Regions from separate parts of the Homo sapiens genome. Here region 2 is linked to region 1. Evidence: chromatin loops called from intact Hi-C (ENCODE). Cell type or tissue: endothelial cell of umbilical vein. All regions are shown on one strand. Links, peaks and the distances in the headings refer to the core of each region. The heading gives the core; the rest is flanking DNA.

Evidence for each region. A loop is a pair of places that touch in the nucleus more often than their neighbours do. Peaks named below come from ENCODE experiments on the same cell type or tissue, not always from the same donor. Only the 100,000 strongest peaks of a DNase experiment are listed, where the experiment ranks them.
Region 2: it touches region 1 in a loop (4-fold over the local background); 2 of 110 quality-filtered maps call a loop at or near these places.

Annotation. Positions count from the first base shown.
Region 1 is chr4:56,038,719-56,055,456 of GRCh38, reverse strand. CRACD (capping protein inhibiting regulator of actin dynamics) reads right to left here and starts at 6,359. Exons shown (of 11, transcript NM_001393381.1): 1 at 6,158-6,359. RefSeq lists enhancers at 1-2,034, 5,788-6,463 and a silencer at 5,994-6,633. In endothelial cell of umbilical vein, for the core only: a CTCF peak has its summit at 6,359; DNase peaks (open chromatin) are centred at 5,516 and 6,336; H3K4me3 peaks cover 1,846 bases; H3K27ac peaks cover 795 bases; H3K27me3 peaks cover 289 bases.
Region 2 is chr4:56,830,358-56,845,962 of GRCh38, reverse strand. No RefSeq gene overlaps it. Among named protein-coding and RNA genes, the nearest start is that of SPINK2, 16 kb to the right of the region's middle. RefSeq lists enhancers at 285-790, 791-1,296. In endothelial cell of umbilical vein, for the core only: a CTCF peak has its summit at 9,145 (motif pointing right); a DNase peak (open chromatin) is centred at 9,152.

The DNA.
Region 1 (16,738 bases), core at 2,669-10,668:
GAGTAATGTTTCCTCTTTCACAAATGGTGATCTTGGGACTATGGCCTCTCCTTTTTATTTCTCCCAAGTGAGGAAACAGCCCATTGTTAACAAGGGGTTAACAATTATATACAAGAATTTTCGCTGATTATTCCTTGAATCCGGCTTATCCTAGATTTAAATAATAATCAAGTTTTCAGACAACCTGTTTCCCGCTCCCTGTCTCCTTATCTTCCTTCTTGCCAGCCAATCCCTCCCCAGGTGAGTGGGGTGAGGCCAGTGAGCCTCCAGATAAGATCGTTCTTACCTTCCCTGGTAAAAACAAAATGCCTTTTTAGCAACTTGTCCTTCCTTTTTCTAATTCCTCTTAGCAGCTGCTACCTGCTCTTAAACTCTATTCTAACAACCGTTTCTAGTGGGCTAAATTTACTTCTGATTTAAATATTTTTTAAAGTGTTTCAGGGATGCAGCTTCTGTGTCTTTTCCTCAATTCATATTGAATACAGTACCAGTTTCAAAAGCAAGTTTTTCGACATTTCTTCTCAATCCCCTAAGTACGCCACTTGAAAAACACTGGAAACATCTGAAAGACCTGGTGAAGACTTTAAAAATCTGACTGAAATATTTATGTTTCCATTTCTGACATTTTAAATGGTATCACTTTTTCACATATAAAAGCTTTTACATATGGTTGTTCTATTTGGCTTCTTAAATATGTCTGATAACATGTGACTATAAGGCTGACAACATGTGACTATAAAAACATCTCTTCAGGGTTGTTACTCAGTTTTTTTATTTCCACAAAGTTACTTAATATGTATTTCTTTACTTTAGAGAAGAGTTTATAATCTGGTACTTCTCATATATGTGTGAAAATCATACATCTATGTAAACCTAAAATATGCATATGCATCTGCCTTAAAGCCACCAGAATAAATTAATATCTAAATTGATTTCGTTCTTATCTCTATGAATTTTCACATCAGGATAAAAAGGAGCCACTGAGTGGCGGCTCACGCTTGTAATCCCAGCACTTTGGGAGGCTGAGGCAAGGCAGGTAGATCACTTGAGCCCAAGAGTTCATGACCAGCCTAGGAAACAGAGAGAGACCACATCTCTACAAAAAATAATTAACCAGATGTGGTGGCATGCGCCTATGGTCCCAGCTATTCAGGAGGCTGAGCTAGGAGGATCACTTGAGCCCAGGAGGTAGAGGCTGCAGTGAGCCATGGTTACATCACTGCACTCCAGCCTGGGTGACAGAGCAAGACCCTAGAAATACATAAATAAAAACATAAATGAATAAAAGAATAAACAGGACACAAAATGTAAAGGTAGCCAAGTTTTGTATCTGCCTGAACATACAAATTACAATGACCACCCAATAAGTGGGCCATGTCCTGATGCTCACAAAAACTGTAACAATCCACTAAGGGTCAAGTAGTAGACAGAATTAATAAATACGCATAAAACACAGGCTTGCTGCAACTTTACACAATTTCATTAGCTGCAAAGTATATTTTGAGGGCCAGCCTAAGGATGAAATCTGATGTTCAAAAATAAATGCAATTATATCTATATTTGTTTACATCAAATCTTAATTTAAAAAGACTGATGAACAGAAATATATGGCTACTCAAACCACATAAATAAACCATGAAACTACTGTTCTTTGTCTAACATATCATCATGATCTACACAAATTCAGATTTTTAAATTGTCAGCTTTGAAAACACTAACCTTAATTCAACAAATAAACTGTTTAAATATATGGTTAAAAGTTTAAAGCCTCATGCACACAGGAGTATCCAAAGCTATAATGCAAGAGCAGTGGCATATTTATACATTTTTAGGCACCTGGTAATCATGTTATTTATGAGTTACACTCCTACATATAATAGCAATAATGCAAACCAGACACCATAGGTGTTTTAATGTAGAAGATATAAATGTAAAAAAAAAGTGAAATTTGCCTTTATTATATAAAAGCATCTATTTGTGTATTCTAAGTATTATTTATAAAATATATTTCCTGAAAAACGCCTTAATTCTTCCTGACAATGTGTTTCAAAGAGGGAAGTCCTAGAAATATCAAAATATTAAAATTAAAATACTGCTACAAATACACATAGGAAACGTGTAAAGAACTGAAAAACCAAAAAACAAAAAACGCTAATAGGATACTTGGTGGTGGTTTCTTAAAGTACTTTACAAAGTAAATACTTTTAGCACCTTGTGATTTTAAGACCAATCAATACACTATGAAGTACTCTTTTGTAGCTTGTAAGGCTTCATTTTGTGCCTTAACAAAAGCCGACATTCATTCGTAATGAAGTCTTTTTATAGTTACACAGCTATTTCATGTCTCTTAGGAAGATATATTAAACCTTTGGATGCTCAATAAAAATGACCAATTAATTGACTCTATCACAAAAACCTGAGAAGCTCTTACAAAATATTTACATCAAAGACCAGCTAAAGCCAGAAAGAATTACGTTATGCTTCCTTAACTTCCCTAAGTTGAAAACTGACTTGAAATGAGTCATTTCAAAGGAAACTACAAAAGATGTACCACAATGGGTAAATTCTCAATATCGACATTCAAATTTATGTTAAGGAAGAAATGAAACATCTTCAGAAATCACTATGAGGGAACATCAGAAAACCATGGGGGTTAAGAGGGCAGACAGGCTTTGGGATCAGAGAGAACTCAGTTTGAATCTTTGCTTCATCCCTCTCTAAATTTAGGACCTTGGGCAAGTTAATAAAAAGCTCTCTGAGTCTTAATTTCAATTATCAAATGTAAACACAAGGCCTACTTACAGGGCTGTTGTGAGAACTAAATTAGATAACATATATAAATAGACTACTTAGCACACAGTAACGTGACCATGAGAAATATTCAATAAATGATGGTAATTCCCAAGAAATGTTTAAGAACTTATTTTTAAATGTAATTTAGTATTCAAACTCCAATTGATGTTGTAAACCATTTGAAGAAAAGAAATAAAGATTCAACAACAGCTTTCTTAAATGCACTTAACCTGATTATCCTTAGCATTAGTGCTTTTCAAAGCGTAGTTCCTGACCCATTAATGGGATGTGAAATCATTTAGCGATCTCAACCAACATTTTTTAAATAAAATAGAATAAAAAATATAAGAATGCATTGCACATTCAAAGTCTAAGCATTACTTCATGAATTTTTTAATTACAGATATTTACAATGTATCTGTATACTGGGTGGCAAAGTAAAATGCATCTCTTACTGTGCAAAAATAAAAGTTTAGGCTGGGCGCAGTGGTTCATGCCTGTAATCCTAGTATTTTGGGAGGCCAAGGCAGGAGGATTGCTTGAGACCAGCCTGGGCAACACAGTGAGACCTCACCTCTTTAAAAAAATAAAAATAAAATAAAAAATTAAAAAGTTTAAAAGCCATTGCTTTACATTAAAATAATGAAAATAAAAATTAGCTGACACTGAGTGCTTAGTTTGTACTAAACATTGTGCTATGCCCACATTATTTTATTTGATCCTCACAAAAATGTTCTAAATAGGATTACTTCCCCCATTTTACAGATGAGGAAACTGAGGCTTAGATTAAATCACCTGCCAAGGATGCAGAGCTAGTAGCCAGTAAAGCCAATGCTCAAATTCAATCACCTGCCTCGAGAACTTGTGTATTTAACCACTCCCCTAAGTACTAGGTTGTAAAATATACCTTTTCTTTATGTAAAAGTTATCCAAAAGGTAGACTTTTTCATGGGGTCTAATTCCAGCGTGATTTTCTGGGGGTACAGTGTATCTTGGAGAAGGTTGTGTGATTCAGGGGAGAAAGCTCTGGGCGTGAGATCCAGCTTCTGTCCCTGGCATTGTTGCTTTAGTGGCAAGGAGCTGGCAAGTCATTTAATCTCGCCATGTCTGGATTTCCTCACCTACAAAACGGGAATGATAATATCTGCCCTGCCTCCCCACAGGCCATTGTGAGAAACTATATGCACATACAACAAGTGAAATGTTCTATTGTGCCACTCAGTTACAGGAGATGATTTAAAATGATGAAAAAAACCACCCAAGAGACCCCATTCTTGGAAGAAACACACATCAACTATGACTGAAAAAGGAGGTCACCAAGCTTTCATCAACTGTATGTGGAAAACCTCTACACAGTTGTTGGCACACAGTAGGCCTTCAGTAAATGTTCGTTGAATAAAAAGTAAACAAATTCCATCTGTACACGTTTTATCCACTTGTATTTTTTTCACCTATTCATTCTTTCTTTCCATGACTACATACTGAACACCTACTGTGTGCCAGATCAGAAATACAGACCACAAAAAAAGACTAAAAGATTGTCCCTTTCCCTGGAGAATTTCAAATTAATGCCAATTAATTGGTCTGAAATTGGGTAAGAGAAAAACTGTAAAACACAGCTTCCTCATCTAGCGATAATAATAACTTACATTTATTATAGTGCTTTGTAGTTTATGAAGAACTATGAACTATTACCAAGAGCTAGCTTTTGTTTCTCACACCAATTGCCTATTGTCAAGTTGGTGTTAGCTTCCTCCTCCAAATTCAGTGGTCGGTAAGTACTGCTAAGTCTTTAGAGTGAAAGTTTCTCAATGTGTTAGAGATGACTGTAAAATTAAGCTTTTGAATACAATGCATTTTAAATAATCAACAGTGGAAAGGGCGATCCAGTAACATGATTTTTTCCCTGCCCACTTCTGAGTTGAAGTGATCTGTAATGCAACCATATTATATTTTTCAAAATGTTTCTTTTTCAAAGCTGCCTTTGAAATTTTTTTTCATATAGGCAATTTTCTCTTGAATATACTGAACAAGGATTCCCTTTTCCCAAAGGATAAAGGAGACAGTAGTGAAGGAGTCTTCTCTTTGTTGACTTTTTAAAAATTACTCAAAACTGACTGTTTTATTCAGATTCCTGAGTCACAAACAATGCCAAAGAACTGTGAGCCATTTTTTATATAATTCCACAATTACTATAGGTGATTTTTAAAGGAAACATTGATTTAACTCACAACTTAATGAATCAAAAATTTGCCACAGGATATTTACTAAGAATCTTTTTCTAAAACTGCCTTATCCTTTGTATTCTAACCACTCCCTCTCCACCACCACCACTTACCACCCCCAATACACACACACACACACACACACACACACACACACACACACACTCCCTCACCTACACCAGATCAGTTTCCCAGCCATTATTCCTAAAACCATATTAAAATTTCACAACACATGGTCGTACTTACTAGGTTTTCTTCCCCCTCCCCCTCCACTGAATCAATGTGTCTTGAAATATATATTCTCTTAAAATTCAGAATTCAGAAAATGATTACGATGTCTCTAACTCAAGAACACATATTATAAAATTCAAAGTCGGCTTCTGTTTACTGATAATCATGAAAAAAAAAAAGCCATACCCCACCCACCGTATCCGTAGGGTTAGGAGGTCCAATCTCGCCACTACAGAGCTCTGCAAGAAAGGACGGTTATAGTGCCAGGAAAACCATCGCAACAAGCCCCGGGCGAAGATAAAGAAAACAGATTTTACACCACGGGCAGCGCGCAGTCTCCTGGCCCCGGCCCTTGGTAAACAGGGGAAACCTTTGTCTTGCCTCAGCTATCAAACTGGTGGCTCATCAGAATTGGGGCAACAAGAGTTTGTGCGAAACGGTCTGGCAGAGGTTAAACAAAGCAATGCAGCTCCGGGGGCGGTGGGGAGAGGGCTGAGCCCGGACGGCGTCCGCGATCCCGGACGGTGAGGTCTGGTTCTGGCCCTTGCCGCGGTCGGGACCGAGCCAGGGACCTGGGGACAGGATGGCGAGGCGCGGGAAGAGGAGAAGGCAGGCGAGGTCCCATATTCTCCGCAAGTTCCCGGGGTGCAGCCCGGCGGCAGGTTCCCCTGCGGGGATCCAAAGCGCGCAAGCCGCGCGCAGGTTCCTCCGGGAGGGTCCGCGCCTCCCACATGGGGACACCGCCCCGAAGCCCACCGCCCGCCGCGCCGAGCCCACGCCCCCGGGGCCAGGTCCCCTGGAGTCCCGGGGCGCTGCGGGGGCCCGGCCCGGAGGGGCGCGAGTGGAGGAGAGAAGCCCGCCCCTGTCCCCATTGTCTGGCTCCGGCCGCGGGCCGAGCAGGCGCTCACCTGAGGTCCCCGCCTGGCGCTCCGGCTGGCAGAGCGGCTGGCCGGCGACCGGCGGTCCCGGGCGGGCGGCGGACTCGGCGGCACTGCGCGCGGCAGCCTCCGCATCAGCAGCCGCCGCGGCAGCAGCACCAGCAGCGCACCCGCCTCTCAGTCGGCCGTGGCCTCCATTGCTCTCCCCACTGCCGCCACCGCGCGGCACTGCGCGCCCGGCCCCGCGCGGCGTGGTCACATGCTCCGCCGGCGCCTCGGGCGCTCGGACCCGCGCCGCCGCCCCGCCCGGCTTCGCCCAGGGACAGCTGAGCGTGAGGCGCCGGCTTCCTTCTCGCGCCCTCCGGGAGTGGCGCACACCAGATGGCTCCCCTCCCCAGGGGTGCCCAGAAACCAGGAGCGGGCCCCAAGGAGGGGCGTGGGGTTGACCAGTGCCCTCCCGGCTTCTGCAAAGCCTGACTCGAGGGAGTGCTGAACTCGTGGGGTCTGAGGTTACAGTGGTGGGCTCACAGCGAGGCTCATCCTGCGTGTGGCGAGAACATTGGACCATCAGTCACCACCCCACAGGTTGCAAATTCGGTCCCTGTTACCCGCAGCAGTCTCTCTAATAGGAGATACCGGGAGCCCAGGAGAAGTTTCGCCCTGCAGAGTCCCAACCACAATAAATGGCACTGGGACTCCTGAGAGTTGAGTAAGTTGGAAAATGCCACCTAGAAATAGAAAGGCTAGAAATTGCATTGCTGAGTCCCTGTACATCCGAACGGAGTGACATTGACAATGTGCATTATTGTCCCCAGCCATAATGAAATTAAATATTGATTTTGATGCTTTAAGGAAAATGACTTCTCCTTTTGTGGGCTAACGAAGAAAACAAGACTTTTCCTTCATACTTTTTGTTGTGACTATGCCAGTGCAACTACTGGAAATCAGTTTCTGGTGATCTTTTTAGTTTACTATGTATGCAAGGATGCTAAAAATAATTGAATATCATTATTAAACAGGAAATTTTAAAGCAAAATGACTAGACAAAAGATGCAAAATACGAAAGATAGCCCTAAATTATACCCAGTATTGAGCCAGATGTCCCAAATGCCAAAAATAGGACTAGTAATTTCTTTTCTTTTTTTTTTTTTTTTTTTTTTGAGACGGAGTTTCTTGTTGCCCAGGCTGGAGTGCAGTGGCGCGATCTCAGCTCACTGCAACCTCCAACTCCCGGGTTCAGGCGATTTTCTTGCCACAGTCTCCCTCTGAGTAGCTGGGATTACAGGCGCCCGCCACCACACCCAGCTAATTTTTGTTTTTATTTTTAGTAGAGACGAGGTTTCACCTTATTGGCCAAGGACTAGTAATTTCACTGCATGACTTAAAGGAGCAACCTTGAGACTGGGAGAATCTAGTGCATGTTACCTTATCCAACTGGTTTATTCTAGATAAACATTTAAGTTAAATATCAGTATAATATATGGCTTTGTATTTTCGTGAATATAGATACTTAGTTCAGTGTGCACATATCCTAAACTATGTCTGCTTTATTCCAAATTAGAATAATGCAGAGTTTTAGAAAGGGTTGAGCAAATTTCTTTTGATTTGAGTTTAGTAGCGTTAGAAGTTCCCAGAAGCCGGCCGGGCGCGGTGGCTCATGCCTGTAATCCCAGCACTTTGGGAGGCCGAGGCAGGCGGATCACCTGAGATCGGGAGTTCAAGAACAGCCTGGCCAACTTGGCGAAACCCCGTCTCTACTAAAAATACAAAAATTAGCCAGGCGTAGTGGCGCATCCCTGTAATCCCAGCTACTCGGGAAGCTGAGGCAGGAGAATCGCTTGAACCCGGGACGCGGAGGTTGCAGTGAGCTGAGATTGCGCCATTGCACTCCAGCCTGGACAACAAGAGAGAAACTCCATCTCAAAAAAAAAAAAAAAAAGAAGTTCCCAGAAGCCAAAAATCAAATCTATGCAGAACATATAGCTGAGATCTTGTTCTTGATATATATTATAGTCTTGCCAACTACATGAAAACACAAACAAATGTCCATATAAAAATTCAAATGTTCATAAGTCAAACGTAGGTCTACTATCTTTTCACTTTGTAGGACAAGGCACCCCAATTCATATACACCCAAAAAATATCGCCGGAGTTCTGGAGAAATGATGCTCATATTGGACCATTCTAACAACTAGACTTAGTGTCTCATGGGCCTCAGAAATCGGAATCCATCAGGCACCACTTTTGACAGGTGCTGTTTTTTTCCCTCACTTTTCAAATACATTGGTTCATAGCAACTATATCCAGGGCTATAACAAGATTGCATGGCACCCTAACCCCAAGTATCAGTCTACTATTCCACGTTTTCGATAGCTAACTGCCTACCAGTGGAAACATTTTTCAGAGGCCATAATACAAAAAAAAAAAAAAAAAAAAAAAAAAAAAGATGCAGAACATCTAGAATTTTTTTTAACACTTAACCATTTAACTGCTGTGTGAGAGGTTATAGAAAATATGTGGGAAATAAATTTCGTAGTTAGACCAGTAGTTTCAGCTGTAGGGATACTTGCACTGTAGGAGACATTTGGCAGTGTCTTGGGCACATTTTTGGTGGTCTACACTGGGGATGGCAGGTGCTGCTACTGGGCATCTACTGGGTAGAAGCCAGAGATGCTGCTAAGAATCTTACAATGCTCAGAACAGCCCCCACAACCAAGAATTATCCAGCCCCAAATGACAATAGTGCTAAGGTTAAGAAACGCTGAGTTAGACCAAGGATTTCCAAAGCCTCTCCATTCTATAATCCACCATGTCTGTGTATCATCCCTTTCCATGACTTTCTGTCCCTCAGCATGAGTCCACTGGATAATTCAATTAACTTCAGATATTTCCTTAAATTTGTAAAATGGGAATAACTGTTCTAGTTCCCATATCTTTTAAATTACCATTATTATTGTGTCTGAAAATTAAGTAATGGAAAAATATAATCGGCAAATACTAACAGAAGAAAACATGGAGACAACTGCAAATCTACATGCAAAATAATCAATTTGGACCCCTATCTCTCTATATAGTTAACTCAAATGGATCATAGATCTAAAGGTAAGAGCTAAAACTATAAAACTCTTAGAAGAAAACAAAGGCATAAATCATGTCCTTAGGTTAGACAATGATTTCTAAGATATGACATCAAAAACACAAGCAATGCAAGAGAAAAATAAACAATATCAAAATTTATAACTTTTATGTTACACATGATATCATCAAGTGAGTGAAACTATGATGCAAGGAATTGGACAATACATTTACAAATCATACAATGTATCTAACAAGGGACTTGTATACAGAATACATAAAGTACTCATAACACTCAATAATAAAAAGACAACCCAATTTTATGATGGGCAAAGGATTTGAATGGACATTTCTCCAATGAAAATACACAAATGACCAATGAGCAAATGAAAAGATGCTTAACATCATTAACCATTGGGGAACTGCAAATCAAAATCACACCTAGGGTGGCCATAATAAAAAAGACAGATAATCACAAGGGTTGGTGAGGACATACAGAAATTGGAAACTTCATATATTCTGATGGTAGAATAACCAATGACCCAGCAATTCTACTCCTAGAAAAATACCCGAGAGAAATGAAAACATATCCACACAAAAACGTATACATGAGTGTTTATAACAGCATTATTTAGAATGGCCAAAAGTGGTAACAACTCAAATGTCCATCAACTGATGAATGTATTAAACAAAATGTGGATATCCATACAGTGGAATATTATTTTGCAATAGAAAGGAATGAAGTACTGATAGATATATGCTACATGTATGAACCTTGCATGCAACATGGATGAACCTTGAAAACATTATTCTAAGTGAAAGAAACCAGACTCAAAAGACCACATGTGATATGATTTCATTTGTATCAATGTCCAGACAGTCAAATTTATGGAGATAGCAGTAGATTATGATTGTAGGGAGGAGGAGTTGGGGGAAAATGGAGAGTGACTGTTAATGGATATGGTGGGTATAGGGTTTCTTTTTTTTTTTTTTTTTGAGATGCAGTCTTGCTCTGTCATCCAGGTTGGAGTGCAGTTGTGTCATCTTGGCTCATTACAACCTCTGCCTCCTGGGCTCAAGTGATCCTCCCACCTCAGCCTCCAAGTATCTGGGACTGCAGGCACATGCCACCACACCCAGCTAATTTTTTAATTTTTTTGTAGAGATGGGGTTTCTCTGTGTTGCCCAGGCTTGTCTTGAAATCCTGGTCTCAAGTGATCCACCCGCCTCGGCCTCCCAAAGTGCTGGGACTACAGGCGTGTGCCACTGCGCCCTGCCAGTGTGGGGTTTCTTTTGGTGATGATGAAAATGTTCTAAAATTGCAATAACAGCTGCACAATTCTGTAAATATACTGAGTCATCCAATCATGTAATTTAAGTGGGTGAATTTTATGGCATGTAAATTATATCTCAACAAAGTTGTTACAAAATAGATGACAGCATAAGTTGCAATATTAGTGTCTGATAAAAGAGATTTCAGGGTAAAAAGTATAAGTGCTAAAAGGTGCAAGCCAACAAAAAATATGTAACAGTCCTGAAATGTATGTATCTAACAACAGAACTTTTAAATTACTGACAGAGTGAAGAATAAATGAATAAAAATAAAATTCTTGCTTTAATTAAAATTCCTTAAACGGTGAACAGTAAAATAAAATTATTGCTTTAATTAAAATTCCTTAAATAGTAAAAAAAAGTTAATAAAATTCTTGCTTTAATAAACTACAGATAGTTCCCAACTTAGGATGATTTGGCTTATGTTGTTTCAACTTTATGATGCTATGAAACCATTCTGTTTTTCACTTTCAGTATAGTATTCAATAAACTTCATGAGATAGCCAACACTTTATTATAAAATGGGTTTGTGTTAGATGATTTTGTCCAACTCATATGAGTGTTCTGAGGATGTTTAAGGTAGGCTACACTAAGCTATATTGTTTAGTAGGCTAAAGGTATTAAATGCATTTTCAACTTAGGGATATTTTCAACTTACAATGGGTGTACCAGGACATAATCCCATCATAAGTCAAGAAACATACTATATTTAAGGCAAAAACTGAAATAAAAGGAAAAGCAAACAACTCTGCCCTCACCATGAGAGGAATTTTAATTTTTCTTGGAATTAACTTATCAAGTAGACAAAGATAGTTATCCAGAGAATTCACAAACTTGATATCTTTTAGCTCTGTAGTCCCAGCTACTCCAGAGACTGAGGGGGGAGGATCCCATGAGCCCAGGAGTTTGAGGCTGCAGTGAGCTATGATCACACTTCAGCCTGGGCAACCAAGCGGGATCCTGTCTCCAAAAAAAAAAAAAAACAAAAAACAAAAAACAAAACGAAAAGATAAGAAGTGCATACCCAACAAACAAAAAATATGCATTTTGCACAAAAGTTTTTGGAATGATCACAAAAGTTAAGCAAGTTTTAAGCCAAAACATAACAAATTTCAAAAAGCAAAATCCATACAGGCCACATTCCTTAATCGAAATTCAATAAATTAGAAATTTGTAACAAAATCCTATCTACTTAAAAACTTTAAAACTTCCTTTTAAATAAATAACTTTTTTTGTTAAAAATAGGGTGAATATACTTTCCAGTTCACCTAGGAGAGCCTGAGTTAGCACTTATTTTCCTGACATAACACATATACTGTCATGCACTGCAAAATGACATTTTAGCCAATGAAGAACTGTATATAAAACAGTGGTCCCATAAGATTACAATACTGTATTTTTACTGTGTCTTTTCTATGTTTAGATACACAAATACCATTATATTATAATTGCCTACAGTATTCTGTACAGTAATATGCTGTATAGGTTTGTAACCTAGGAGCAATAGGCTATACCATATACCTACCCTAGGTGTGTAGTAGGCACCACCTAGGTTTGTGTAAGTACACTCTGTGATGGTCACACATGATGAAATCTCCTAATGGCAAATTTCTCAGAACAACACGTTTCCTGTAGGTAAGTGATGCAAAACTGTATTTTGCTCTCCAAAGTGTCCCAATTTGGATGATAAGTTACACGGTGACCCCAATAAAGAATTATCCAGAACTGAAGTTGGAATCTACTTAGAAAGTAATGTCAAAAACTAATGACCAAAAAAATCCTGTGGGAGTACAGTCCAAGAGGTTCTCAGAGGAAATTTTGTAGCCTTTAATGCATAAATTAGAAAACAAGATTAAAAATAAACTGAACATATAACTCAAGAATGTGAACAAATGAAAAAGAAAGCAGAAGTAAGGAAGGAATGAAAGCAGAAGTTAATGAAATAGAAAACAAATCAAACAGTAGATTTTACCAACAAAATTAAAAGTTGATTCTTAGGAAAAAACAAAACAAAAAACATGGCCAGGTGCAGTGGCTCATGCCTGTAATCCCAACACTTTGGGAGGTTGAGGAGGGAGGATTGCTTGAGCCCAGGAGTTTGAGGCCAGTCTGGGCAACATAGTGAGACCCTGTCTCTACCAAAAATTAAAAAAAAAATAGCCAAGTGTGGCGGCACACACCTGTAGTCCCAGCTACTGGGGAGGCTGAGGTGGGAGGATCACTTGAGCCCCGAAGTTCAAGGCTGCAGGAACTATAATCAAGCCACTGCACTCCAGTCTGGGCAATAGCAAGACCAAAAAAGAAAGAAAGAGGGAAAGGGGGAGGAAGGGAGGGAGGGAGGAGGAGGAGGGGAAAGAAAGAGAGAGAGAGAGAGAGAGAGAGAAAGGGAAGAAAGGAGAGAAGGAAGGAAGGGAGGGAGGGATGGAAGAAGAAAGGAAGGAAGGAGGGAGGGAGGGAAGGAAGGAAGGAGGGAGGGAGGGAAGGAAGGAAGGAGGGAAAGGAGGGAGGGAAGGAAAGAAAGAGAGAAAGAAAAAGAAAGGAAGAAAAGGAACGAAGAAAGGAAAGAAAGAAAAGGAAAGGAAGGGAAGAAAGGTGACTTATTTCTGATCTATCAGTCAAGAGATACAAGAAATAACTCACAAGAAAAAGACAACTAAGGTATGGATGACCTTTTAAAAAGGTAGATAAGATAGAAGATTTTCCAAAAAAAAATTAATTACCAGGCTGACTTAAGGAGGGGGAGAACATCTAATTTGTAGAAGAAATTGAAAAGGTAGTCAGATAGTTTCCTCTAAAAAAGACACCTACCCAGGTGATTTTATGAGCCAGTTCCATGTAATGCAAAGAATTCCAGAATATGGGAAGAGAAGGTTTTACCATTTGTTCTTGGAAGCCAGGATACTATGACATCAAAGCCAGACCATGCTGCTTGCACTCAACGGGAAACTGTAGGTCAGTCCCACTTCTGAGCATAGATTTTAAAATCTCAGTAAAGTACTAGAAAATAAAAACCAGTAGTGCATTAAAAATAATATTATAGTTCAGGCAATGGATAGTGGTGATAGTTGTATAATATTGTGAATGTACTCAATGCCACAGAATAGTCACTTAAAAATTGTTAAAATGGTAAATTTCATGTATATTTTACCAAAATAAAAAATTTAACATTTTGGGTGGAAAATTTCTTTGCTAATCCTCTTGTTTCTGCATATCTTTTGAGCAAAGGCTCTGGCAGTTTTTCCTAGACTGTCTTTTCCAGGATATTTGTACAGCAAACAGTTTTAGGAAAAAGAGATAATGTCATCCCCAAGCAGGGAGAAGGTTTGTTTGCTGTCTCCTCCCAGGGTAAAGTTGGGGCAGGTTTGCCTGCAGCCCCTTGTAGAAAGAAGGCTGAGTTTTCCTAAGTTCCAGTTCTTTAGCTTGTGATGTAAACTCATTACATGGGCAGCATTCATCTAGGCTGACTTGTATTGTCCCTGTGGGATCTGGGGACATGAGGAACTGGTGCAAAACTCATGCTACCTGCTGTGCAGTAGCAAGGAACTTTGTCTCTGACGCAGAAATCTTGTGTCTTCTGCTAGCATTCAGGAAACTGTGCATTCAGGAAACTACCTTGCTAGTTTGCAAGCAGGGTAGAATCTCAGATAGTTCTTTACCATTTGGGCAACAAGGATAGGCTGCTGACAGAGCACTTGCTACTGAGAAGAGAAAGGATAAGGTCAGGGGATGTGGGAAGATTGTGCAGGATCTGGTAGTGAGTGCTATTGCCCAAGCGTTGGGTGAGGGGGAAGAAATAGGAATCCCCGACTGTCCTACCTGTTAATGAATATTTAGAGGTTGAGCAATGAGAGGAAGGATTGAAACAAGCTGCCTCATGGTGCTGTCCTCCTCAGACAGGGTAAGGAGGGGATGTTATCATGACAATGGGTGGCAAGCCCTGTGGCTCCAGTCAAAAGACAATATGGCTGTGTCAAGGGGTTTCCAAAGTGGAAATAAATGGTGACAACAGTAAGGATATGAAATTTGGGGTTTGTTTGGTTGAGTCTGGACCATTAACCATTGCCAGCCACTTGAAATTAAAAGTAAACACAAGCTGGACATGGTGGCTCACACCTGTAATCCAAACACTTTGAGAGGCCGAGGTGAGTGGATCCCTTGAGCCCTGGAATTCGAGACCATCCTGGGCAACAGGGCAAAACCCCATCTCTTCAAATAATAATAATAATAATAATAATACACAAATTAGCTGGGTGTGGTAGCATGCATCTGTAGCCCCAACTACTTGGGAGCCCGAGATGGGACGATCGCTTGAGCCTGGGAGGTTGGGGTTGCAGTGAGCCAAGATCACACCACTCACTGCATTCCAGCCTGGGAGACAGAGTGAGACCTTGTCTCAAAAAAAAAGTAAACACAAAGCTTTGCTTACCAGGGAGGAGCTACCTTCTCCCACTGCGCCAGAAAATCTCTCCCTCCTTCTCATTCCTGAGTTTAGGAAAGTCCTGCTACTTTAAGGAACCAAATGATTGGGTCTATGTCTCCCTGTACCCAAGGAGGGCATACACACCGTATGAATATACTGAGGTACTTCAAGGAGGGGAGAGACTCACATTTCTCTGGCTCTTTTGGATTCAGGCAACCAAGTTGCCATCCTACCGTGTCCAGTGGTACTCAGATTTAACTCATGGGATGTGGGTAGGGTTTGAGGTGGGGTAAGGGAGCTAATGTGACCTTATGGGGAGGACCTTTTGGATTAATTCATTGTACTGTTGTTGCTTGTACATCTGAACATATAGTAGGAATTGATGTGTTATATTTCACATCCCGTAAGTGCCAGAGAGGGTTTCCCGAGCAGGGAAGAGATAAAGCAGAGATGTGCTAGTGAGACAAACTCCCTGCCATTTGTAGCCAGCATGTGATCATGAGTGCCTCTACCCTCTGATTTAAATTTTTTTCCATATAGATGATGTCCTGTTGGTTGGCAAGTCAGAAGCCTCAGTCTCAGGCCAGGTGCAGCTCACACCTGTAATCCCAGCACTTTGGGAGCCTGAGGTGGGAGAATCACTTGAGGCCAGGAGTTTGAGACCAGCCTGGGCAACATAACGAGACCTCATCTCAATAAAAATATGTAAAAAATTAACCAGGCATGGTGGTATGAGCCTGTAGTCTTAGCTACTCAGGAGGCTGAAGCGGGAGGATTGCTTAAGCTCAGGAGTTCGAGGCTGCACTGAGCTATGATTGGGCTCCAACGTGTGCAACAGAGTGAGACCCTCTTTTTTTGAGACAGAGTATTGCTTTGTTGCACACAGTGGAGTGCAATGACAGAGTCTTGGCTCACTGCAACCTCCACTCCTAGGTTCAAGCAATTCTTGTGCCTCAGTCTCCCGAGCAGCTGGGACCACAGGCGCACACCACCATGCCTGGCTAATTTTTGTATTTTTTAGTAGAGACAGGGTTTTACCATTTTGGTCAGGCTGGTCTCGAACCCTTGATCTCAAGTGATCTGCCCTCCCTGGCCTTTCAAAGTGCTGGGATTACAGGAGTGAGCCACTGTGCCCAGCTAAGACCCTGTCTCTTAAAAAAATAAAATAAAATAAGCCTGTCTCAGTGCCCCTGGCTGGGGTGTTGCCATACCTACACCAGCAGAAGTGGCTGGTAAACCCCAACAATATTCAGAGGGTTGCTTGCCTAGTTAAGTTTCTTGGGATAATGTAGGCAGAATCATGATGCCTCTGACACCCAGGTAACAGTATTGGGGAGACCTTTATCTCTGGGCCCCCAACACCAAAAAGGAGGCTGAGCTCCCTATTGGACTTTGTTGGAGACAGTATGTGTCTCACTTGGGCATTCTATTTGGTCCTTTATATGAGCTAACCCACAAATCAGCATTTTTTGAGCAGGGCCCAAACCAGTAGCAATGAATGCTCTCTTTGTCCCCTAGATCCTACATTGCAGTCTGGCGACAAATCATATGGTCTGCCTGAGGCAAGAAACTGCAGTGGCTGGCAATCTGACCTGCTGCCGTATCTGTCATCCCTGTCCACGTGCTATGAAAACAAACTCGTGGGTGTGGCTGCTCTTGAACCATTTTGCTGTACCTATTGCTGTCAATGGCAGCCCCCAAACATGGACTCCACCTTGTCCATGCACAGACACACAGACTAGCACAGCGTTTTTTCAATCTGGTGGATACAAATTCATATGCAT
Region 2 (15,605 bases), core at 5,747-13,746, 790 kb before region 1:
GACCATCCTGGCCAACATGGTGAAACCCTGTCTCTACTAAAAATAGAAAAATTAGCCGGGCATGGTGGCGGGCACCTGTAATCCCAGCTACTCGGGAGGCTGAGGCAGGAGAATCGCTTCAGAGGGAGTCGGAGGTTGCAGTGAGCTGAGATCGCGCCACTGCACTCCAGCGTGGTGACAGAGCGAGACTCCATCTCAAAAAAAAGAAAACATTTATGAGGGCCTACTGAGTGCCTGGAACTTTTGAAAGGCACTCGAATTCCAAGATGAATAAAATGGAACAGTTCTATGCCCAAGGAACTACATTACTATACAGTAGGTGATATCTTTGGGGTGTTCTCCAAGTACCATGGAAAACTAACCCAGACTCAGGGGTCCTAGAAAGGCTTTCTGGAAGATAAATGAGGGAGGGCATCCCAGGCAGGCAAAATAGACAGACAAAAGCCTGGACAAAATTCCTGGCCTCTGCCCACCTGGGAAAACCTCAAATTGTTTTGTTTTGTTTGTTTAGAGACAGGGTCTCCTTCTGTGGCTCCGGCTGGTGTGCAGTGGCGCAATCATGGCTTATTGCAGCCTGAAACTCACTATCTGTAGAGCCAATCCTGAACCATGCATCATACATCACTGCCTATATAAGCACTTATCCTTGAAGGAAAGAACTGCAATTGTTCTTCCTTTATTTGGGCCCAACTGCTTTAAGAGGGCTCTGAATGCCGAGGGGATGGAGAGGGGCAGAGGACAGAGAAGGCCCCAGAGAGCACAGCAGAGGAGGCATTGGCCCAGGGCTAGAGGCATTGAGCTCCTCTAAAGCCAAGTTGCTAGAGGCATCCCTGAATCTCCAATTGTCTGATTCTGGAAACCTGTAGGCACTTTCAAGCTGGAAGGAAAATGAGCACCTTTATGATGCATCTAAAGCTTGTTTGCTCCCTGGGGGCAGTTCTGTGATGGTCAGGTTTTGAACATTTGCATATGAATGAAAACCAGAAACAATAGTTACATAAACCCCTAGGGGGCTGATTTGGGTTGCAGAATTGGGGGAGGATCGAACTTCAACTCCTCTGGAAATCTGCAGAGCAACTTAATGGACTGCAGAGTCTATTCAGAAGGATGGGCTGGGTGGGGTCTGAATACTTGAATTCTCTTTTATCCTTGTTTAGGCTGAGAGAAGCTAGGGGCGGATGGAGGTTTCTGGAAGGCTTTTGCACCATGGCCCTCACCCTCTTATTTAGGCCCTGCACACTACACTTTACTCTGTAACCCACTCGCTACCACTAAGATAGCAGCCTCTGCCTCCAGTTGACATCAGATGTCGAATTTTTCCAAAGGGCTGGAATTTTTGCCGTTGTCCCTGGTCTGTGACTGCATCGCAATGCCAAATCTCTTTTTTTTTTTTTTTTTAGACAGGGTTTCGCTCTGTCACGCAGGTTGGAGTGCAGTGACACAATCGTGGCTCACTGTAGCCTCAACTTCCCAGAATCAAATGATCCTCCCACCTCTGCCTCCTGAGTACCTGGGACTACAGGCATGCACTAATGCCTGTAGCATGTACATAGTAATGTAGCATGCCTGGCTAATTTCTTTTTCTTTTTCTTTTTTGAGATGGAGTTTTGCTCTTGTCGCCCAGGCTGGAGTGCAATGGCACCGTCTTGGCTTACTGCAAACTCCGCTTCCCGGGTTCAAGCATTTCTCCTGCCAAAGCCTCCCGAGTAGCTGGGATTACAGGCATCCGCCATTATGCCCAACTAATTTTTGTATTTTTAGTAGAGACAGGGTTTCACCATATTGGCCAGGCTGGTCTCAAACTCCTGACCTCAGATGATCCACCTGCCTTGGCCTCCTGAAGTGCTGAGATTACAGGCGTGGGCTGCGCTCGGCCAATTTTTTTTTTTTTTTTTTTAATTTTTTTGTAAAGATGATGTTTTGCTATGTTGCCCAGGCTGGTCTCAAACTCCTGGATTCAAGTGATCCTTCTGCCTTGGCTTCCCAAAATGCTGGGATTACAGGCATGGGCCACCTTGCCCAGTCCTTCAGCACCAAATCTCTAACCTAACCCCATGTTTTATCCCCTTCAATAACCCCATGTGGCCTGTCTCACTCAACATTGCTCTAGAGACCCAGTGTTGTTGCTTCGTACTGCAGGGGGTGCTACTGATAATGTCAGCAGCGGCGATTCCCAGGGGTCAGAAGAACTCCATTCTTGCCTCCTCGGAGGAAATAGTTCAGCCAAGGGGCATAAGGCAGAGTGACAGACTGAGGCAAGCTTTAGAGCAGGAGTTAAAGTTTATTAAAAAGCTTCAGAGCAAGAACAAACGGAAGTAAACTACACTTGGAAGAGGGCCAACCAAGCAACTTGAGAGATCCAAGTGCTCCAACTGACCTTGGCTTGAGGTTTATACATTGGCATGGTTCTGGGGTGTGCATTTCTTCTACCCTGATTCCTCCTTCGGTGTGGGCTGTCCTCGCGCAGTGGCCTGCGGATACTTGGGAGGGGCCGCGTGCGCAGTGTGGTTACTGAAGTTATGCGCATGCTCATTTGAGGCATTCTTCCCTTACCAGTTGAGTGTTCCTGGAGGAAGGTCATATACCAGTTAAACTCTGCCATTTTGCCTCTTAGTGCACACGCTTGAGCCCACTCCCCCAACTCCTGAGATCTTATCGGGAAGCTGTGGATGACCAGCGTCAGGTGTTTTCTATCTGTTGGGAGACTGCCTTTCCCTGGTGCCTGCTGTAACCAATTTTTATTTTATTTTATTTTATTATTTTTTAGATGGAGTCTTGCTCTGTCGCCCAGGCTGGAGTGCAATGGTACAATCTGGGCTCACTGCAACCTTCGTCTACAGGGTTCAAATGATTCTCCTGCCTCAGCCTCCTGAGTAGCTGGGATTACAGGTGCCCGCCATCATGCCTAGCTAATTTTTGTATTTTTGTAGAGATGGGGTTTCACCATGTTGGCCAGGCTGGTCTTGAACTGCTGACCTCAGGTGATCTGCCCACCTCGGCCTACCAAATTGCTGGGATTATAGGCTTGAGCCACAGCTCCTGGCCCAATTATTATTTTAGAGACACAGTTTAACAGCTGCCTGACCATCACCTGACAGTCGTCTGACCATGGCCTGACATTCCTAGGTGGGGGGACTCCTCTCCTGTCCTGCCTACATCTGCCTAACTACCTATTCTAACAGTATGGTGCTGTTTTGGAATTTTAGGTTAAAAATTGAACTCTCCAGTGATGGAGAAATAAAGAATGTTTCAACTCAATTGTGAGGAAAACTGGTTACCAGAAACATGTGTATCTTTCTTGAATTGGGCCTCATGTAGAAAAGATTGTTCATCGTGAACCCCACGCCCATTTTACTGCCGTCTCTCAAAGTTTCACAGAAAAGGCACAAAGCTCCCTCAGTATCAAGACTTTGAAGCTCAAGGATGTGTCCTATTTATTCCTGGAGCTGCCACACTGCAGACATTCAGTAAACATGATGGTCTATTTAGGAGAGGAGAAGCCACCCACATTCTCTGGGTCAATTTCTCCCTCATGCCTTTCCCTTTCTGCATAACTCCATAGCTTCTGGTGTCACACCTGCAAAACCAAACCAAACAAGCTTCCCCATAAGCCATCCCTGCCCCACTGTCTTTCTCTCATTTGCCCCTGCCATCCACCTTAGCTACTGTTCTTTCTCTTTCTAGAAAAAGAGATTAGCTCTACTTCCCCTATTCACTCCCTACACCCCAACATCACAAAATCTTTCAGCTTCTATTATTCACAGAAACCACATTTACTACATTGATCAGTAGCCTTTTCTTTTCTTTCTTTTTTTTTTTTTTGTAGTTGCCTCTTAATTGAGAAACCAGCAGGGCCCCTTACCATCACTTAGCTTGTATTGCTTTTGACTATTTTGCCTTGAAATGCTTCTATAGGCCGGGTGCGTTGGCTCACGTCTGTAATCCCAGCACTTTGGGAGGCCGAGCGGGACGATTCACTTGAGGTCAGGAATTCGAGATCGGCCTGGCCAAAATGGCGAAACCCTGTCTCTACTAAAAATACAAAATTTAGCTGGACTTGGTGGCACACGCCTGTAATCCCAGCTACTCAGAGGCGGAGGCAGGAGAATCACTTCAACCTGGGAGGTGGAGGCTGCAGTGGGCCAAGATCGCACCACTGCACTACAGCCTGGGCGACAAAGTGAGACTCCAGCTCAAAAAAAAAAAAAAAAAAAAAAGACAGAAAGAAAGAAATGCTTCTATAGTATCTTTTCTGACAACACGCTGTCCTGGTTCTCCAAGGACATTTTCAGGCCAAGTCCCCTGTCACCCTCAGGCTCCTTCAGAGCCTCCTTTTATTCCCCTCCTACCCCAATAACATAGGCGTTACTAAGGGTCCTAGTAAATTAAACTAAGTTTGGCCAGAGGCTGCCTCCATACCTTGAGTTCCTACTGAAAGAACTGCAACCTAACTTCAGCAGGTAAACTGAGAGCCTAATATAGAAGTTTTGTTTAATAACAAATAGCTGAGTGTCAGCCAAGCACAGCAGCTGAGCTTCAGTCAGTCACAGGCTACCAACTGATCAGACCATGTCTCAATACTGAGCTGTAACCAATCAAGCTGTTACAGAGTGGAGCTCTTGAAGCTCTGCTTGTTCCCAGAGCCACCCGATTCAGGAACTGTTCTTTAGGCTGGGCATGGTGACTCACATCGGTAATCTCAGCACTTTGGGAGGCTTAGGCAGGAGGATGGCTTGAGGCCAGGAGTTCGAGATCAGCCTGGGCAACACAGCAACAGCCTGTCTCTATGAAAATAAATAAATAGCCGGTGCGGTGGCTCACGCCTGTAATCCCAGCACTTTGGGAGGCCAAGGGGGGTGGATCATCTGAGGTCGGGAGTTCGAGATCAGCCTGACCAACATGGGGAAACCCTATCTCTACTAAAAGTACAAAATTAGCCAGGTGTGGTGGCGCATGCCTGTAATCCCAGTTACTCAGGAGGCTGAGGCAGGAGAATCGTCTGAACCCGGGAGGCAGAGGTTGCAGTGAGCCAAGATTAGGCCATTGCACTCCAGCCTGGGCAACAAGAGCAAAACTATGTTTCCAAAAAAAAAAGAAAGAAAGAAAAGAAAAGAAATAAATGAATAAAAGCTAGGCATCATGGCATGTGTCATGTGGTTCTAGCTACTCAGGAGGGTCCCTTGAGCCCAGAAGTTTGAGGCTGTGGTGAGCTATGATTGAGCCACTGCACTCCAGCCTGCGCAACAGAGACCAGTCTCTAAAAATATATATATATTTTTAAGGAATCATTCTTTGTTCAATTACCCTCTGTTAAATTTAATTTGTCTAGAATTTTTCTTTTAACAGTTCTAATGTTGCTCCTCTCCCCTCCCTCCCCTTGCCAGAACTTTGCTCCTCAAAGTGTGATCCACCTTGGCCAGCAGCACTGTCCTCACTGAGAGCCTTATAGAAATGCAGAATCTTAGGCCCTACCTCAGGCTTTCTGCATCAGAATCTGCATTTTTGCTTTTTTTTTTTTTTTTTTTTTTTGCGACAGAGTCCAGCTCTGTTATCCAGGCTAGAGTTCAGTGGTGCAATCTTGGCTCACTGCAACCTCCGCCTCCTGGGTTCAATTGATTCTTCTGCCTCAGCCCCCTGAGCAGCTGGGATTACAAGTGCTCACCACCATGCCCAGCTAATTTTTGTAGTTTTAGTAGAGACGGGGTTTCACCATGTTGGCCAGGATGGTCTCAAACTCCTGACTTCAAGTGATCCACCCGCCTAGGCCTCCCAAAGTGCTGGGATTACAGGCGTGAGCCACCACGCCTGGGTTTTTTTTTGTTTGTTTGTTTGTTTTTTTTAGAGACATGGTTTTGCCATGTTGCTCAGGCTGGTCTTGAACTCCCAAGCTCAAGTGATCTGCCTGCTTCAGCCTCCCAAAGTGCTAGGACTACAGGCATGTGCTACCATGTCCAGCTATTTAAAAATACATATTTTTTATAGAGATGGGGGTCTCACTATGTTGCCCAGGCTGGTCTTAAAGTCCTTCCACCTTGGCCTCCCAAAACACTGGGATTACAGGCATGAGCCACCGCGCCTGGCCCAAGTTATAATAACTTTTTAAAAAATTGCTTACTGGTTGAGAACATATGCCCTAGAATTAAACTTCCTGGATTCCAGTTCTGGCTATGCTTTTCACTAGTTGGTGACCTTGAATATCTTGCTTAACTCCTCTTGGTTTCTTGATCTATAAAATGGGAATAATAATTATACATACTTCATACCTTTTTGGTTTTGGTTTTGTTTTTTGAGACGGTCTCATTCCCGTCACCCAGCCTGGATGCAGTGGCGCGATCATGGCTCGCTGCAGCCTCAAATTCCCGGGTTCGGGTGATCCTCAGCCTCCAGAGTAGCTGGGACCACAGACAGGTGCTACCACGCCCAGCTAATTTCTTGTCTTTTTAGTAGAGATGAGGTTTTTTTTTTTTTTTTGAGACAGTCTCGCTCTGTCACCCAGGCTGGAGTGCAGTGGCACGATCTCAGCTCACTGCAAGCTCCACCTCCCGAGTTGACGCCGTTCTCCTGCCTCAGCCTCCCGAGTAGCTGGGACTACAGGTGCCTGCCACCACACCCAGCTAATTTTTTTGTATTTTTAGTAGAGACGGGGTTTCACCATGTTAGCCAGGATGGTCTCGATCTCCTGACGTCGTGATCCGCCCGCCTTGGCCTCCCAAAGTGCTGGGATTACAGGCGTGAGCCACCGCACCCAGCCAGAGATGAGGTTTTGCCACATTGGCCAGGCTGGTCTTGAACTTCTGACCTCAAGTGATCCGCCCACCTCTGCTTTCCAAAGTGCTCGGATTATAGGCATGAGCCACCTTGCCTGGTTCAGGTTTTGTGAAGATTAAATTAGCTGATACCTATAAACAAACTGCTTAGGAGAATGTCTGACACATTTTGTGATGTTGGTTATAACTTATGTTAACGATACATGCCTTGTAGGATCCCCTACTTTGACCCTGATGCTCCCACTTTACTAGCTGCTGGACTTTCAACATTCTTCTTAAAATTCTCTAAGTCTTGGCTTCTTATCTGTAAGTGGGAATAATAAACCAGATAATACTTACCATATTAGATTGTAATGGAGAATAAATTAGATCATTCATGTACAGTGCTTATAATAAGTGCTTGATAATATGAAGCGTTAATTTTTTTTTTTTTTTTTTTTGAGATGGAGTCTTGCTCTGTCTCCCAGGCTGGAGTGCAGTGGCATGATCTCGGCTCACTGCAGCCTCTGCCTCCCAGGTTCCAGCAATTCTCTGCTTTAGCTTCCTGAGTAGCTGGGATCACAGGCATGTGTCACCACGCCCAGCTAACTTTTTGTATTTTTACTAGAGATGGGGTTTCACCATGTTGGCCAGGCTGGTCTTGAACTCCTGACCTCAAGTGATCTGCTTGCCTGGGCCTCCCAAAGTGCTGAGATTACAGGGGTGAGCCACCCCACTCAGTCAAAAAAAGTTTTTTTGTAAGATAGGGTCTTGCTACGTTGCCCAGGCTAATGTTCTTCCTGGGTTCAAGTGATCCTCCTGCCTCAACCTCCTGAGTAGCTAGACTACAGACACTCCACCCAGCTAATTAAAAAAAAAAATTTTTTTTTTGTAGAAACAGGGTCATGCTATATTGCCCACGCTGGTCTCAAACTCCTGGCCTCAAGCATCCTCCTGCCTTGGCCTCGTAAAATGCTGGGATTACAAGTATAAGTCACCACGCCTGGCCTAATACGAAGGTTTTTTTTTTTTTGAGACAGAGTCCTGCTCTGTCACCCAGGCTGGAACGCAGTGTCGTGTTCTCAGCCCACTGCAACCTCCGCCTCCCAGGTCCAAGCAATTCTCCTGCCTCAGCCTCCTGAGTAGCTGGGATTACAAGCACCTGACATGATGCTCAGTTAATTTCTTTTTTTTTTTTTTTTTTTGAGATGGAGTCTCGCTCTTATTGCCCAGGCTGGAGTGCAATGGCACGATCTTGGGTCACCGCAACCTCCATCTCCTGGGTTCAAGCGATTCTCCTGCCTCAGCCTCCCAAGTAGCTGGGATTACAGGCATGCACCACCATGCCCGGCTAATTTTTGTATTTTTAGTAGGGATGGGGTTTTCTCCATGTTGGTCAGGCTAGTCTTGAACTCCCGACCTCAAGTGATCCACCTGCCTCAGCCTCCCAAAGTGCTGGGATTACAAGTGTGAGCCACTGCGCCTGGCCCAATTTTTGTATTTTTAATAGAGATGGGGTTTTGCCATGTTGGCCAGGCTGGTCTTGAACTCCTGACATCAAGTGATCTGCCCGCCTCAGCCTCCCAAAGAGCTGGGATTACAGGAGTGAGCCACCATGCCCGGCCTTATTTATTTAATTATTTTGAGATGGAGTCTCGCTCTTTCGCCCAGGCTGGAGTGCAGTGGCACAATTTTGACTCACTGCAACCTCCACCTTCCCAGGTTCAAGCCATTCTCCCACCTCAGCCTCCAGAGTAGCTGAGGCTTGCGCCTCCACAGGTTTGCGCCACCACACCTGGCTAATTTTTATATTTTTAGTAGAGAAGCAGTTTCACCATGTTGGCCAGGCCGGTCTTGAATTCCTGAGGTCAAGTGATCTGCCTGCCTCAGCCTCCCAAATTGCTGCGATTACAGGCGCGAGCCACCGCGCCCGGCCTGAAAGTTTTTTTATTTTTATTTTTTTATTATTATTATTTTTTGAGACAGAGTTTCGATCTTATTGCCCAGGCTGCAGTGCAATGGCACGATCTCGGCTCACCGCAATCTCCACCTTCCGGGTTCAAGCGATTCTCCTGCCTCAGCCTCCCGAGTAGCTGGGACTACAGGCATATGCCACCACGCCCGGGTAATTTTGTGTTTTTAGTAGAGACAGGGTATCGCCATGTTGATCAGGCTGGTCTCGAATTCCCCTCCCAAAGTGCTGGGATTACAGGCGTGAGCCACTGTGCCCTGCCTTAAATTTTTTAATAAGTTAAAACAAACTGAATAACAATGTCTATTTCACAGGTTACTGTGGAGATAAAATGAGAGTACTTTGAAAACTTTAATTTGAAAGCTTTACCACTAAATGATGCACTAGTTATGTCAATCCATTTCCACTAGATGGCAGTAGACATCGCCAAAACCAGCTTAGCTCTACTAGCTGCTGGAGAACGTACATTTTTAGGAAATGACTTAACTGGTCTTGTTTTTGTGACTATATTGAAATGTGGTTGGAGTTTTTGTATGATTTCAAATGCATGAACTACCTGCTTGAGCTTAGAAATATTTTTGTTTGATGTGGATTGTGAAAAATGATTATTCTTAGTATAGAGCCTGTTCCATACCCCTCTCCCTCAGTTTCCATCTTCATCTTTGGATGTGCACATCTTTGTTTTTTATTTTTGCTTTTGAGACAGAGTCTTACTCTGTTGCCCAGGCTGGAGTGCAATGGCGTGATCTCGGCTTACTGCAACCTCTGCCTCCTGGATTCAATCGATTCTCCTGCCTCCACCTCCTGAGTAGCTGGGACTACAGGTTTGTACTAATATGCCTGGTTAACTTTTTGTATTTTTAGTAGAAACAGGATTTCACTATATTGGCCAGGCTGGTCTCAAACTCCTGGACTCAAGTGATCTGCCCGCCTCGGCCTCTCAAAGTGCTGGGATTACAGGCATGAGCTAATGTGCCTGGCCCCATCTTCATTTTTGGATGTGCACATCTTTGGAAGTGCTTTAACCCTACCCCCTTTTTACTCAAAGTATGGTCCAAAGACAAGCAGCAGCAGCTTAACCTGGGAGCTTGTAGACAGGTGGAATTCTGGGCCTCGCCCTAGACTCACTGAATCTGAGTGATTCATATGGACATCAAAGTTTGAGAAGAACTGCTTTAGCCACATGGAGTCTCTTGGAATTCTCTAAAGGAGTCACGCTCGCCTTTGCACATGCTGATCTTCCCAAGTCAGAAATACCCCTTTCTCTATCTGCTAGGCAAGCTAGCCTCTTATTTACCCTTCTTATTTAACTAATCATCAGGGAACCGGCAAAAGAAGAAAGATAGGGGAGACTGGTAAATATATAGTCAGTGGGAAAAAGAATGCTGGGATAAGACTGCAATATGAAATATAACACTGCTTAATATTCACAGAGCAATGAAATGGCAACCTTTGGAGATATCTTTTCTTTCTTTCTTTTTTTAAACAAGAGTCTCGCTTCTTCGTTCATGCTGGAGTGCAATGGCGCGCTCTTGGCTCACTGCAATCTCCACCTCCTGGATTCAAGCAATTCTCCTGCCTCAGTCTCCCCAGTAGCTGGGATTACAGGCATGTGCCACCAAGCCTGGCTAATTTTTGTATTTTTAGTAGAGACTGGGTTTCACCCTGCTGGCCAGGCTGGTCTCAAACTCCTGAAGTGATCCACCTCAAGTGATCTACCCGCCTCGGCCTACCAAAGTGCTGGGATTACAGGCGTGAGACACCGCACCTGGCCTGGAGATATCTTTTCTACCCAACAAAATCATTTGCCACTTATTTTCCATAAGCTAACATCTAACTTTACAGACTCCGGACCCTATCAATGGTAAATAAATGAAATGAAATGACTTCCTCTACAATCAGACAACTTCCATGCCGGCCTTTTAGACAGTACTCTAGTATGACTTTGAAAGGACATATTTGGGCCGGGCGCGGTGGCTCACGCCTGTAATTCCAGCACTTTGGGAGGCCGAGGCGAGCGGATCACAAGGTCGAGAGATCGAGACCATCCTGACCAACATGGTGAAACCCTATCTCTAATAAAAATACAAAAAATTAGCTGGGCGTGGTGGTATGTGCCTGTAGTTCCAGCTACTCAGGAGGCTGAGGCAGGAGAATTGCTTGAAACCACCGGAAGGCGGAGGTTGCAGTGAGCCAAGATCATGTCACTGCACTCCAGCCTGTGCAACAAGAGCGAAACTCTGTCTCAAAAAAAAAAAAAAAGGACATATTTGGAGGACACATTAGGATAATTTTTCTTTTTTTTTTTTTTGAGATGGAGTCTGTCTCTGTCACCCAGGCTGGAGTGCAGTAACGTGATCTTGGCTCACTGCAACTTCTGCCTTCCGGTGGTTTCAAGCAATTCTCCTGCCTCAGCCTCCCGAGTAGCTGGGACTACAGGTGCCCACCACCACGCCCGGCTAATTTTTTTGTATTTTTAGTAGAGATGGGGTTTCACTGTGTTAGCCAGAATAGTCTCGATCTCCTGACCTCATGATCCACCCACGTTGACCTCCCTAAGTGCTGGGATTACAGGCTTGAGCCACTGCGCCTGGCCGGATAATTTTTCTTAAATGTTTAAACTTGGTGCCAGAGGCAATATGGAGCATACATGTTGGGTTGCCAACTTGATCCACAATTGAATTTGAATTATGTTAGCTTCAGGGGTAAAGTTTCTATCTACATCACAGAGCTGAATGGTAAGGAAAACCATATTGAATTAGGCTTGTCTTTTAATTTTTTGTAGAGATGGGACTCTCACAATGTTGCCCAGGTTAGTCTCAAATCCTGGCCTCAAGCGATCCTCCCATCTCCGCCTCCCAAAGTGCTGGGATTAGAACACCCAGCCAAATTCTATGTTTTGACCACTGTATTTTCCTAGCTGTTTTCCAGCTAATCAGAAGCACATACAAGTCAAAAATACCCAGAACACATAATTTCACAATACCTTGTAGAAAGCAGGGCAAGAACGGTTATATTAACATGTAATTCTAAGTCATATAATTGTTTTGTTTATGGTGAGCATATTTTGTAAAATAATTGGGATGCCTACTGCCTACTCTGACAAAAGTTGTTTTAATTTTTCTCATAGAAACTTGGGAATCTTTTAGTTGAAAGTTTCACAAATGTCTAAACATTAAATTACATTATGTTTAAATTGCCCTTCATTGTAGAATATAATAAAATTACCTATTCTTTTTTTTTTTTTTTTTTTTTTTTTTTGAGAAGGAGTTTCGCTCTTGTTGCCCATGCTGGAGTGCAATAATGGCCAGATCTCAGCTCATTGCAATCTCTGCCTCCTCCCAGGTTCAAGCAATTCTCCCGCCTTAGCCTCCTGAGTAGCTGGGATTACAGGCATGCGCCACCACGCCCGGCTAATTTTGTATTTTTTTTTTAGTAGAGATGGGATTTCTCCATGTTAGTCAGGCTGGTCTCAAACTTCTGACCTCAGGTGATCCTAACTGCCTACGGCCTCCCAAAGTGCTGGGATTACAGGCCTGAGCCACCGCACCCGGCTAAAATTACCTATTCTCAATACTTAGACTTAAGGCCACTACGATTTACTAGATCAGCATTAATTACTCAGGTTCATTTAAATCATGATGATGTTAAAGAAGGAAAAGAGAATCTGTATGCTCAGAATATTTTGAATTATATACCTTTATGGCCGGGCACACTGGCTCATGCCTATAATTCCAGCCCTTTGGGAGGCCAAGGAAGGGGAATCACTTGAGGTCAAGCCAACATGGTGAAACCTCATCTTTACTAAAAATACAAAAATTAGCCAGGTGTGGTGGCACAGGCCTATAGTCTCACCTATTCGGGAGGCGGAGGCATGATGAGAATTGCTTGAACCCGGGAAGTGGAGGTTGCAGTGAGCCGAGATTGTGCCACTGCACTCCAGCCTGGGGAACAGAGCGAGACTCCATATCAAAACAACAACAACAACAACAAAACCCAAAAAAACGAAGGCCGGGCGCGGTGGCTCACGCCTGTAATCCCAGCACATTGGGAGGCCAACACAGGTGGATCATGAGGTCAAGAGATCGAGACCATCCTGGCCAACATGGTAAAATCCCATCTCTACTAAAAATACAAAAATTAGCTGGGCATGGTGGTGTGCACCTGTAGTCCCAGCTACTTGGGAGGCTGAGGCAGGAGAATAACTTGAACCCGAAAGGCAGAGATTGCAGTTAGCCAAGATCACACCACTTCACTCCAGCCTGTGGACAGAGCGAGACTCTGTCTCAAAAAAAAAAAGAAAAAAAGAATTATGTCCCTTTACTATTCAGATTCTATAGATACTTTTCAGAGCTTCACTTTTATTAAGCTTTATATTTTGAGATGATGGTAGACTTGCACGTAGTTGTTAGAAAATAGCATAGTAATATCTTGCGTAACTATAATGTAGAAAACCGGAAACTGACAATACAGTCTACTAACTTTAATTAGATTTCACCAATTTTACCAATGTTCATTTGTGTGTGTTTGTGTGTATATTTAATTCTATGCAATTGTATCCGCATTTGAAGATTCCTGTGACCACCAACCCAGTGAAGATACAGAACAGAATTTAAAAAACCCAGAGTTTGCTTAATTTTTCCTTTTTTTTTTTTTTTTTAAATAAAGGGCTGGTCTTGGTAGCTCACACCTCTAATCCCAGCACTTTGGGAGGCTGAAGCGGGTGGATCACCTGAGGTCAGTAATTCGAGACCAGCCTGGCCAACATGGCAAAACCCTGTCTCTACTGAAAATACAAAAATTAGCCTGGCCTGGTGGCACACGCCTGTAATCCCGCCTACTTGGGAGGCTGAGGCAGGAGAATCACTTGAACCCAGGAGGCGGAGGTTGCAGTGAGATGAGATTGCACAACTGCACTCCAGCCTAGGTCACAGAGAGAGACTCCATCTCAAAAATAAAAATAAGAAACAGCCACCGCGTCTGGCCTGCTTTGATCAATTGATAGATTTTTTTTTTTTTTTTTTTTTTTTTTGAGATGGAGTCTCACTCTGTCACTCAGGCTGGAGTGCTGTGGCACAATGTTGGCTCACTGCAACCTCTGTCTCCTGGGTGCAAGCGATTATCCTGCCTCAGCTTCCCGAGTAGCTGAGACTGCAGGCATGTACCACCACACTTGGCTAATTTTTGTATTTTTAGTAGAGATGGGGGTTTCACCATGTTGGTCAGGATAGTCTCGAACTCCTGACCTCAAGTGATCCACCTGACTTGGTCTCCCAAAGTGCTAGGATCACAGGCATGAGCCCCCACCCCTGGCCCCAAGTTTTCTTTTCTGTGGGATAAATGCCCAATAATGCAATTACTGAGTCACATGGTATTTGTATGCTTAGATTTTTTTTTTTTTTTTTTTTTTGAGGCAGAATCTCGCTCCGTTGCCCAGGCTGGAGTGCAATGGCGCAATCTCGGCTCACCACAACCTCTGCCTCGCAGGTTCAAGGGATTCTCCCTGCCTCAGCCTTCTGAGTAGCTGGGATTACAGGCACCCGCCACCAAGACCAGCTAATTTTTGTATTTTTAGCAGAGATGGAGTTTTGTCATGTTGGCCAGGCTGGTCTCGAAGTCCGACCTCAGGTGATCCACCTGCCTCAGCCTCTCAAAGTATGGGGATTACAGGCGTGGGCCACTGCGCCCAGCCACTTAGATTGTTAAGAAGCTGCCAAACTCTATTCCAGAGCACCCGTACTATTTTATTTTATTTATTTTTTGAGATGCAGTCTTGCTCTGTCGCCCAGGCTGGAGCGCAGTGGCTCGATCTCGGCTCAATGGAACCTCCACCTCCTGGTTTCAAGCGATTCTCCTGCCTCAGCCTCCTGAGTAGCTGAGATTACAGGCGCATGCCACCACGCCCGTCTAATTTTGTTTTTCTATTTTTAGTAGAGACAGGATTTCGCCATGTTGGCCAGGCTGGTCTCGAACTCCTGACCTCAGGTGATCTGCCCACTTCGGCCCCTGAAAGTGCTGGGATTACAGGCATGAGCCACCGCGCCCAGCCTATTTATTTATTTATATTTTTGATATGGAGTCTCATTCTGTCTCCCAGGCTGGAGTACGGTGGTGCGATCTCAGTTCACAGCAACTTCCGCCTCCTGGGTTCAAGTGATTCTCCTATCTCAGCCTCCTGAGTAGCTAGGATTACAGGTGCACGCCATCATGCCCAGCTAATTTTTGTATTTTTAGTAGAGATGGGGTTTTACCGTGTTGACCAAGCTGGTCTTGTACTTCTGACCTCAAATGATTCACCCTCCTCAGCCTCCCAAAGTGCTGGGATTACAGGCGTGAGCCACTGTGCTCAGCCAGAGTAGGTGTACTATTTCACATTTCCATGAACAATGAGTAATCCACTTTTTCCACATCCTTGCCAGCATTTGATGTTACCACTGTTTTTTATTTTAGTCATTCTGACAGGTGTGTAGTGTTATTGCAGTTTTTATTTTGCATTGCCCTAATGGCTTACAATGTTATGTTCATTTGCCACCTGTATATCCTCTCCAGTGAAATGTCTATTCATATCTTTTTGCCCACTTTCTAATCATATTTTTTTTTTTTTTTACTCTTGGGTTTTAAGATCTCTTTATATATTCTAGACAAAATATGTTCCCTGGTCTACAATTTCTTTCTTTTCTTTCTCTCTCTCTCTCTCTTTTTTTTTTTTTTTTTGTTTGAGATGGTGTCTTGCTGTTGCCCAGGCTGGAGTGCAGTGGTGCTATGTCGGCTTACTGCAATCTCTATCTCACCGGTCGGTTCAAGTGATTCTTGTGCCTCAGACTTCTGCCTTTTTGTTTGTTTGTTTTTAGAGATGGAGTGTCCCTGTGTTGCCCAGGCTGGAGTGC